Linked DNA regions of Homo sapiens: regions 2 and 3 are each linked to region 1. A link is a contact called in ENCODE Hi-C or POLR2A ChIA-PET data. All regions are on one chromosome and are shown on one strand. Each heading gives the region's core, a stretch centred on a gene start or an enhancer-like site at or near the end of the contact. The rest is flanking DNA. Distances are from core to core; before and after follow the strand shown. Region 1 holds the start of PGLS (6-phosphogluconolactonase). Region 2 overlaps EPS15L1 (epidermal growth factor receptor pathway substrate 15 like 1). Region 3 holds the start of ELL (elongation factor for RNA polymerase II).

Region 1 (2,612 bases), core at 76-2,575:
CTCACCTCTTCTGGCCTCAGTTTCTCCATCTGTGAAATGAGTGTAACATCTCATAGGCTGTGGTACGGACTCATGAATTGATGCATATAAAGCGTTCAGTAAGCCTTTTCTCTTAATAAAAAACCCACAAAACCATCATCAGCTCAAGATTCTATGCAAAGAGAAGACGGCACACCCAGCATGGGGTGTCCCTTGACGCTGCCAGACTCAAGTGACTTGAGGTTCCTGGCCTTTGAGCCCGCCCCTCCCACTCTTCCCTCGGCCAGGCCAAGGCTCCTCCAAGCCTCAGTTACCCTGTCTTTAAAAGAGCGCGCTCCTCTGATTCTATAGAATCCTGAGGCTCAAAGCCAAAGATGAACAGCCTGGAAGCAGAGCCATCAGAGCGGCAAAGCTGCCCAGGGATCCCCGAGAACTCGCTGGGGTTAGAGATCAGGACCCTGAGATTCAGGCTCTACACCTGATTCCTCGTGCCCCCGTCCGCTACGGGGCTGAGTTATGGGCATCGTTTGACATGGGCCACTCGGATTCCCTTCCAGGCCCTTGCCCGTGCCGTTCCCTCTGCCTGGCCACCGGATGAAGCAGGAAGACGGACTGCAAGTAGACCATTTCTAGCCCTGCCTAGATAAAGGCAGAGGGCGCAGTGAGGTCCTGCGGGACCCACTGTAGGCGGGGTTCAGGAGGCGGGCGAGCCCTGTCGGCTAGACCCCCAGCGGCCCCCGTAGTCGAGGTGCAGGCAGTGGGCGTGACCATCTCGGCATGACCCCCAGTGGCCCCCGTAGCCGAGGGCAACCGGTGGGCGCGGCCCTCTTGGCATGACCCCCAGCGACCCACGTAGCCGAGGTGCAGGCAGTGGGCACGGCCCTCTTGGCATGATACCCAGTGGCCCCCGTAGCCGAGGTGCAGACAGTGGGCGCGGCCCTTTCGGCATGGCCCCCGGCGGCCTCCGTAGCCGGGGTGTAGGCGGTGGCTGTGGCCCTCTCGGCGTGATCCCCGGCGGCCCCCGTAGCTCTCACCCGGTAGAGGCCGTACGTGCTCTCGGCGTGATCGAAGGGCACGAGGCGCTCGTCGCAGAAGCCCAGCGTCCAGCGCGCTAAGCTAGCTGGCCCGGCAGGGGCGACGGCGGCGGGTAGCTCGCGGGCTAGCATCGAGACGAGGCTCCCGCCCGACAGGCCGAGCGCGAAACGGGCGCGGGCCCCTGCCAGGCAGCATGCTGCGCGCTGGGCCACCAGCTGCGCTAGCGCCGCACCCAGCTCCTGGGAACTCGAGAACACCGAGATGAGGCCCGGGGCCGGCGCGGCCATGGCGAGGGCGGCGGCGGGGAGGAGGAAGCGCTCCCTACGGCCGTCGCTAGTACGCCTGCGCAAGGGCCGGCCCTGCCGCTTGGTTTCGAGTACTTTGGGTGATTGTCTTTGGCACATGCGCAGTGAGGCAAGTGAAGCACCGCGAAGGTCGGGCAGTCGGTCCGGCCCTACCCATTGAATCTTTGCCTGCTGTGCCTGAGTCGAAGTGAGTTCGGGAAGCCAGTGCCCGAATGCTCAACCTTGCTGTATCAGGGAGGGCCGGAGAGGGGAGCTCAAGAAGAGGACGTCCTATCGAGGTGGCAGGGATTTTCTGAAGGAGGGCGTATTTTGGTGAGTTTTAAAATTCCTGCACCGCCGGGCGCGGTGGCTGACGCCTGTAATCCCAACACTTTGGGAGGCCGAGGCGGGCGGATCACGAGGTCAGGAGATCGAGACCATCCTGGCTAACACGGTGAAACCCCGTCTCTACTGAAAACACAAAAAATTAACCGGGCGTAGTGGCGGGCGCCTGTAGTCCCAGCTACTCGGGAGGCTGAGGCAGGAGAATCGCTTGAACCGGGGTGGCGGAGGTTGCAGTGAGCCGAGATCGTGCCACTGCACCCCAGCTTGGGCGACAGAGCGAGGCTCCATCTCAAAAAAAAGTAGGGGATGAAAATATGCTTGTTGAATTTTTTTTTTTTTTTTTTTTACATTTTCCGGACGGACGGGCTCTTGCTATATGGTCTAGGCTGATCTTGAACCCCTGGGCTCAAGCGATCTTCCTGCCTCGGCCTCCCAAAGTGGTAGCATTCAGGCGAAAGCCACTGCGCCTGGCCATGCTTGTTGAATTTTTTAAGCTAACCCTCCTAGTGTGGTGGTGTGTCCCTCTGAGTGCCCAGAAAGGCCTCCAATCGAGTTCTTGCCTGGACAGAGGGCTGGAAGGGGAAGAAGGCCTGGTGGGCCTGGGGAGGCTGGGCCACTTCTGAGAGTGGGATATTTCAGTGATGTGTGTAAGCGCAGTTCAACTCACACAGGTAGTGGATTTTAAAATCAGTAGCAAATTAAGAAAACAATTCCATTTACCATAGCATCATAAAGTATAAAGTAGGCATAAATTTAATAAAAGAAGTACAAGACTGTACTTCTTGAGAGCTGTAGCTGGGCTTGGTGGCTCACAGCTGTAATCCCAGCACGTTGGGAAGCCAAGGCTGGACCCGGTGGCAGCTGCCTGTGGTCCCAGCTACTTGGGAGGCTGTGGTGGGAGGATCACTTGAGCCCAGGAGACTAAGGCTGCAGTGAGCTGTGTTCCTGCCATTCCACTCCAGCCTGGGC
Region 2 (2,612 bases), core at 32-2,531, 1.1 Mb after region 1:
ACATTTTTAGTAGAGATGGGGTTTCTCCATGTAGGTCAGACTGGTCTTGAACTCCCAAACTCTGGTGATCCTCCTGCCTCGGCCTCCCAAAGTGCTGGGATTACAGGCATGAACCACCACGCCAGGCCTTACATGGCTCTTTCACAGTGCAAACATAAAGTTTGTCTGCCAATCTTTCCTTTTGTGAATCGGGCTTTTGGTGTCAAGTCTAAGAACTCTTTGCTTTGCCCTAGATCCTGAGGATTATGTTTTACATTTGAATTCATGATCCACTTTGAGTTACATTTTGTACGAGGCATAAGACTTTTAGTTCGAGGCCCATGTTTTTCCTATGGATGCCGATTGCTCCAGTGCCCTTTGTGGAAAGGCTTTCCTTCCTCCTGAAATACTTTTGCACCTTTGTCAAGAAATCCACTGGGCAGATCTGTGTGTGTCTGTTTCTCAGATTCTACATTCTGTTCTGTGCATTACTGTCTGTGCCCGCCCCCTGCCAATACTCCACTGTCTTAACTACTCTAGCTATAGAGTCAGTCTTGAAATCAGGTAGACTGACTCTTTCCACTTTATTATTCTTTTTCAGAATTGTTTTAGCTTCTCTGCCTTTTTTTTTTTTTCCGAAGATGAAGTCTTGCTCTGTCGCTCAGGCTGGAGTGCAGTGGTATGATCTCGGCTCACTGCAGCCTCCGCCTCCCAGGTTCAAGTGATTCTCCTGCCTCAGCCTCCTGAGTAACTGGGATTACAGGCACCTGCCACCATGCCTGGCTAATTTTTGTATTTTTAGTAGTGATGGGGTTTCATCATGTTGGCCAGGCTGGTCTTGAACTCCTGACCTCAGGTGATTCACCCACCTTGGCCTCCCTAAGTGCTGGGATTACAGGTGTGAGCCAGAGTGCCTGGCCCTGTAATACTTAAATTACTAGTGAGATGGAACATTTTCTTTCTAACTTTGCTGCATCTCTTCTTTCTGAATTGCCTCTCTCTTTGCTCATTTTTAATTGAGATGTCTTTTTCCTTGTGATTTGGAAAAGCTCTCTTTTCACTTGCCAAGTCTTCTCCTTCTCTTGGTAACATTTACCTTAGCTCTGCTGTAGAAACCTCTGATGGAGCAGTTGGAGAGAGCTGCCCATCCAGTCCAGGAAGGTTAGACATACCCCAGCGTTTCCCTGATGCCTTTTGAATGTTTTGAGTCAAGTCCCAGTTCTGCCCCGTGCTTGCCACATGACTGAGCCAGGTTATCTCACCCGCAGAATGTGGGCCGGCCTGCTGGGAGGGCTGGGCTCACATTGGGTGATGGTTGTGCAAGGCCTGTGGGGGCCTCTAAGGGGAAGGCAGAAATGGAAGGATTATCAAGCAAGCTCTACTCCGGGCTATGTTTTTGCATCCATATGTTTTTCTAAGTAGGAACTCAGACTGAGATGTGTTTCAGTGTTATATGCCTAACTTCCTGCAAAACTTGGCAGTGGCATTGAAAAACATAGCCATTATGGGGTCTCAGCTTTCCTGGGGAAATGGCAGGTCATCGAAAACACTGGCTTTCAAGTCCATTTATATGCTCAAATTGAGTGTTGCCTTTTGACCTCTTCTGTTTAATAAAATGCTCCAGCACGTCATCACGGACGTGCATTTTCCCAGGCCAGCATATGCATGAGGCTGTCCTGTGGTCCGGTGCACAGCCCTGTGACACCTGGGCTGTCATTACAGGGTGCACAGTAGGTGAGGGTCTGACTCCAGGACCACCTATCCTGGGTGCTTCACTGACTGTTGCTCATTGGCTGTTGTGGTCCTGAGTAGGGCAAACTCAGTTTCCCCACCTGTCAACTGGACTAGTAATATTACCTGCCCTTTAGCGTTGTCGGGAGGATGAGAGGTACTGGATAGGAAACAAGGGATTATAGGTACTTCTCTGAACATTTTACAGTGAAAATGGATTGCTTTCCAAAAGTCATTTTGAACCAAGGCTGATGATCATTGGTTTGTTTTGCACAAGAGCGCGTACTTTGCTAGCAGAGTGAGAGTGAGAGTTTGGGCAGGAGGCAGCCAGGCATGAAGATGTAGGAGGCGTCCTGCCCTCGGCCACGTGCGGGGATCAGAGTTGGGTGAACCCTGCTTAGGAGTCGTTAGAACACAATCCTGAGACAGTTTCTCCTCCGAGGTGGTTCTGCTGGGTTTCTCCATCTCAACTGCTGTTGTCCTGGGTTACAGTTACAGGCGCTTGTGTGAATTGCGGTGTTTTAAAGCCTTCAGAGCAGAAGGATGTGAACTTGTCCTTCTCCTTGTGCCCCTCTCTCTGTCATCCCACTTGTAAATTGTTTCTGGGCTGGAGGATAAGTGAGGAGGCCACAGGAACTTTGCATGTTGTCTCTTAGCATTTTGAGTTAGGAAGAGCAACTGAAAGACCGAGCTGAAAGCTACACTGAACCTCATCAACAATTCACACACTGCAGAGGCGAAGATGGCGTCTTCTCAGCACAGTGGGCTGGGTCAGGAGAACACATCGGGTCAGCTCTGCTGCACTTCCTTCCATTCCTACGGCCATCCTGGTGCCACCTGCAGCCTCTTACGGTGCAGGCCTCATCCCCTGGTGCGTCCCCTCTCTGCTGTTGCCTCGGGCT
Region 3 (2,612 bases), core at 68-2,567, 1.0 Mb before region 1:
AGTGAGCCGAGATCACACCACTGCACTCCAGCCTGGGCAAGGAAATCGAAACTCTGTCTAAAAACAAACAAACAAACAAAAACTGGGGGAGGTGGCTCACGCCTGTAATCCTAGCACTTTGGGAGGGCGAGGCGCGCGGATCACCTGAGGTCAGGAGTTCAAGACCAGCCTGGTCAACATGGTGAAACCCCATCTCTACTAAAATACAAAAATTAGCTGGGCATGATGGCGGGCGCCTGTAATCCCAGCTACTCGAGAGGCTGAGACAGGAGAATCGCTTGAATTCAGGAGACGATGGTTGCATTGAGCCGAGATAGCGCCACTGTTCTCCAGTCTGGGCTGATGAGCAAGACTCCGTCTCAAAAAAAAAAAAAAAGAAAAGAAAAGAAAATGGAAGTCTGGGCTTGGTGGCTCACTCCTGTAATCCTAGCATTTCAGCAGACCCAGACAAGGAGGATCAGTTTGAGTTCAGGAGGTCGAGGGTGCAGTGAGCCATGATGGCGCCATTGCACTCCAGCCTGGGCAACACAGCAAGACCCCTCAAAAAAAAATTAAAATAGGAAAATGAAGCTGGACTGCACCATCGCTCAGGGACTGTGGGGATGTAGGATTTTATCCTATTAAAAGTACTCATCTCATAAGAAAAAGTTTACCAGCTCCTCTTCCACCTACCGGTCCAGCACCTTCCCTGGGTGGAAGTCCCATCCACCCCGCCTAAGGGATGCCTTATGTGTCCAACCCAGCGTCCAACGCGCGCGCTCCGTTTACATAGCCACGCCCACCCTCCCGGCCCGCGGCGGGGCCTACCCACCCACGTGTTTCGAGCCGGCTCCGCCCCTCCACGCCCTCTCTGCGGCTTTCCACAGAAGCCAAAGACGGAAGACTGTAGAGATCTCATAAATAATGCATCACGTCAGCGGCTGTAGGGGCGGGGCTTTGACGCGCCTGGCTGGCTGAGTCAGGGTTATGTATAATACTATGGAGGCGGGGCCTGGAGGGGTGCGCGTGTTGAGGCGGAGTTCGTTCACGGAAGTGGCCACCCCTAGGGCCTGAAGAGGCGGGGCCATAAGTGCCTTATGAATATGCAACAACTTGGGGCGTTGACTGTGGGCCTTGTGGGGCCCTCATGGGGCGTGGCCAGGCGCGTCTCCTGAATAATGTAGTGCGCTGCCTGCCGGTGTGGCGGCGACTGTTGGTTTGGTCGGACTCGGGGGGCGTGGCCAGCCGCGTCTCATGAATAATGCAGCGCGTCAGCGGGCGGCGGGGCGGGGCGTGGCCGGCGTGGCGGCGCTGGAGCCGGGAAGGGGGCGCGGGGGAGAGATGGTCGCAAGATGGCGGCGCTGAAGGAGGATAGGAGCTACGGGCTGTCGTGCGGGCGGGTTAGCGACGGCAGCAAGGTGTCGGTGTTCCACGTGAAGCTCACCGACAGTGCCCTGAGGGCCTTCGAGAGCTACCGCGCCAGACAGGTGAGTGGCATGGCGCCCGGCGCGCCAGTGGGGAACGTCCGGACGCGGGCCGGCCTCGCGCTCCCCTCACTGAGGCGTCCGGGCTCGGAGACGCTAGGTCTGTGGTGCTGCTCGCGGGTCCCTGGGCCGGCGGGGCGCGGAGTGGGCGCCAGTCCGGCCTGGAGCGCTGAGAACCGCGTTCCTTCTCAGCACTAGGAGGCAATACAGGCGGGTGGCCCGGGGCTGCTGAGGGGCCCAGACTCGCGCGCCGGGCCCGGGGGGCGTCGGTGTCGGCACCTGGCGGCGTCCGGGGCCTTTCTGGCCTGCTGGGCACCTGGGCAGGGTCCAGTTTGCGCACCTGGCGGCGGGGCGAGGAGGCGGTGGGCCGCACGGTCCCGGCACCGTGATAGGGGGAAGCTGGGGGCTTTTCCATCTGGGGCCGGGGCAGCGCCGTTGGTGGGGGTGACTGTGTCTGTCCTCCTGGGAAGCAGCGATCGTCTGGGTGCCCGGCAGGGGGTGGTCAGCGAGGCACTTGTGGGGGTCTGTTCTGTCTGGGTGGAAGGCTTTGCAGCTGGGGGCTGGCTTTGACGCGTTCCGATGAAGCCACTCAGGTTGGGCCACTTTGGTTCTTGGGACGGGGAGTTTGGGCAGAAACTGACAGCTTGTCCCAGCTTTCTGCTCCCCTTACCCCCAGGTGACCCTCTCTCTCCGGAGAGAGGTTCCTTGGAGAGTGGAAGTGTTGGGGGCGGCTGTGATGTTATCCTCAGGGCACATGTAGGGGATCCCTGCCACCCAGGAGGAAGCTCTGGCTACCACATCTGGCCGCTGACTCTGGAACTTCTCAGAGGCCGATTTGGGCCCATCTGGGGGAAGTTTGAGGCGTTTCGGTTCTGCCACCTGGCTGGTGGTGGGGAGGGGAGGCTGCTGTGTATGTTCTCTTGGGCCTGACTTTGGGGCGCATCTGGGGCCGTGGTCAGAAACCTGCCTTTTTCATTTCTGTTTGTGTCATGGCCCCCCCTCCCCCCGTCTGTGCTGGGTCAGAAGTTGCAGATGACCAGTGGTCAGGTCCCGAGGGGAAGTGGTTTAGGAACCTTGTAACTCCTTTTCTGGAAATTGGGGGCTTCATTGCCCTAAAGGGAGTGGGGGTGGGTCTAGTCTCGGGCTCAG

Evidence for each region. Hi-C counts contacts between places; a loop is a spot of excess contacts on that map. ChIA-PET counts read pairs that join two places held with the same protein, here RNA polymerase II (POLR2A). Pooled maps may share reads with other maps.
Region 2: a pooled map shows a loop between it and region 1 (6-fold over the local background). The contact joins the enhancer-like site here to the promoter of PGLS in region 1. A Hi-C loop is called at or near these places in 2 of 50 pooled maps. POLR2A ChIA-PET finds 5 or more read pairs at or near these places in 2 of 52 experiments (GM10248 and activated B cell).
Region 3: a pooled map shows a loop between it and region 1 (11-fold over the local background). The contact joins the promoter of ELL here to the promoter of PGLS in region 1. A Hi-C loop is called at or near these places in 1 of 168 maps with a recorded cell type or tissue (OCI-LY7) and 4 of 50 pooled maps. POLR2A ChIA-PET finds 5 or more read pairs at or near these places in 1 of 52 experiments (activated B cell).

The regions. Positions count from the first base shown.
Region 1 is chr19:17,510,362-17,512,973 of GRCh38, reverse strand. PGLS (6-phosphogluconolactonase) reads right to left here and starts at 1,325. Exons shown (of 5, transcript NM_012088.3): 1 at 1,014-1,325. The coding sequence starts at 1,301. PGLS-DT (PGLS divergent transcript) reads left to right here and starts at 1,085. Exons shown (of 3, transcript NR_147835.1): 1 at 1,085-1,631. RefSeq lists enhancers at 1-507, 338-597, 560-854, 1,348-1,597, 1,165-1,821 and 1 more and silencers at 560-854, 1,098-1,147, 1,158-1,287.
Region 2 is chr19:16,445,765-16,448,376 of GRCh38, reverse strand. The region is part of intron 1 of EPS15L1 (epidermal growth factor receptor pathway substrate 15 like 1); the gene reads left to right. Among named protein-coding and RNA genes, the nearest start is that of EPS15L1, 25 kb to the left of the region's middle. RefSeq lists enhancers at 2,427-2,486, 2,597-2,612, 2,411-2,612. Within about 2 kb of position 1,281, at least 32 of the 41 ENCODE cell types and tissues checked have a DNase peak (open chromatin) inside an H3K27ac peak, as active enhancers do.
Region 3 is chr19:18,520,775-18,523,386 of GRCh38, reverse strand. ELL (elongation factor for RNA polymerase II) reads left to right here and starts at 1,317. Exons shown (of 12, transcript NM_006532.4): 1 at 1,317-1,466. The coding sequence starts at 1,332. RefSeq lists enhancers at 824-1,153, 1,297-1,812, 1,813-2,328 and silencers at 1,544-1,853, 2,584-2,612.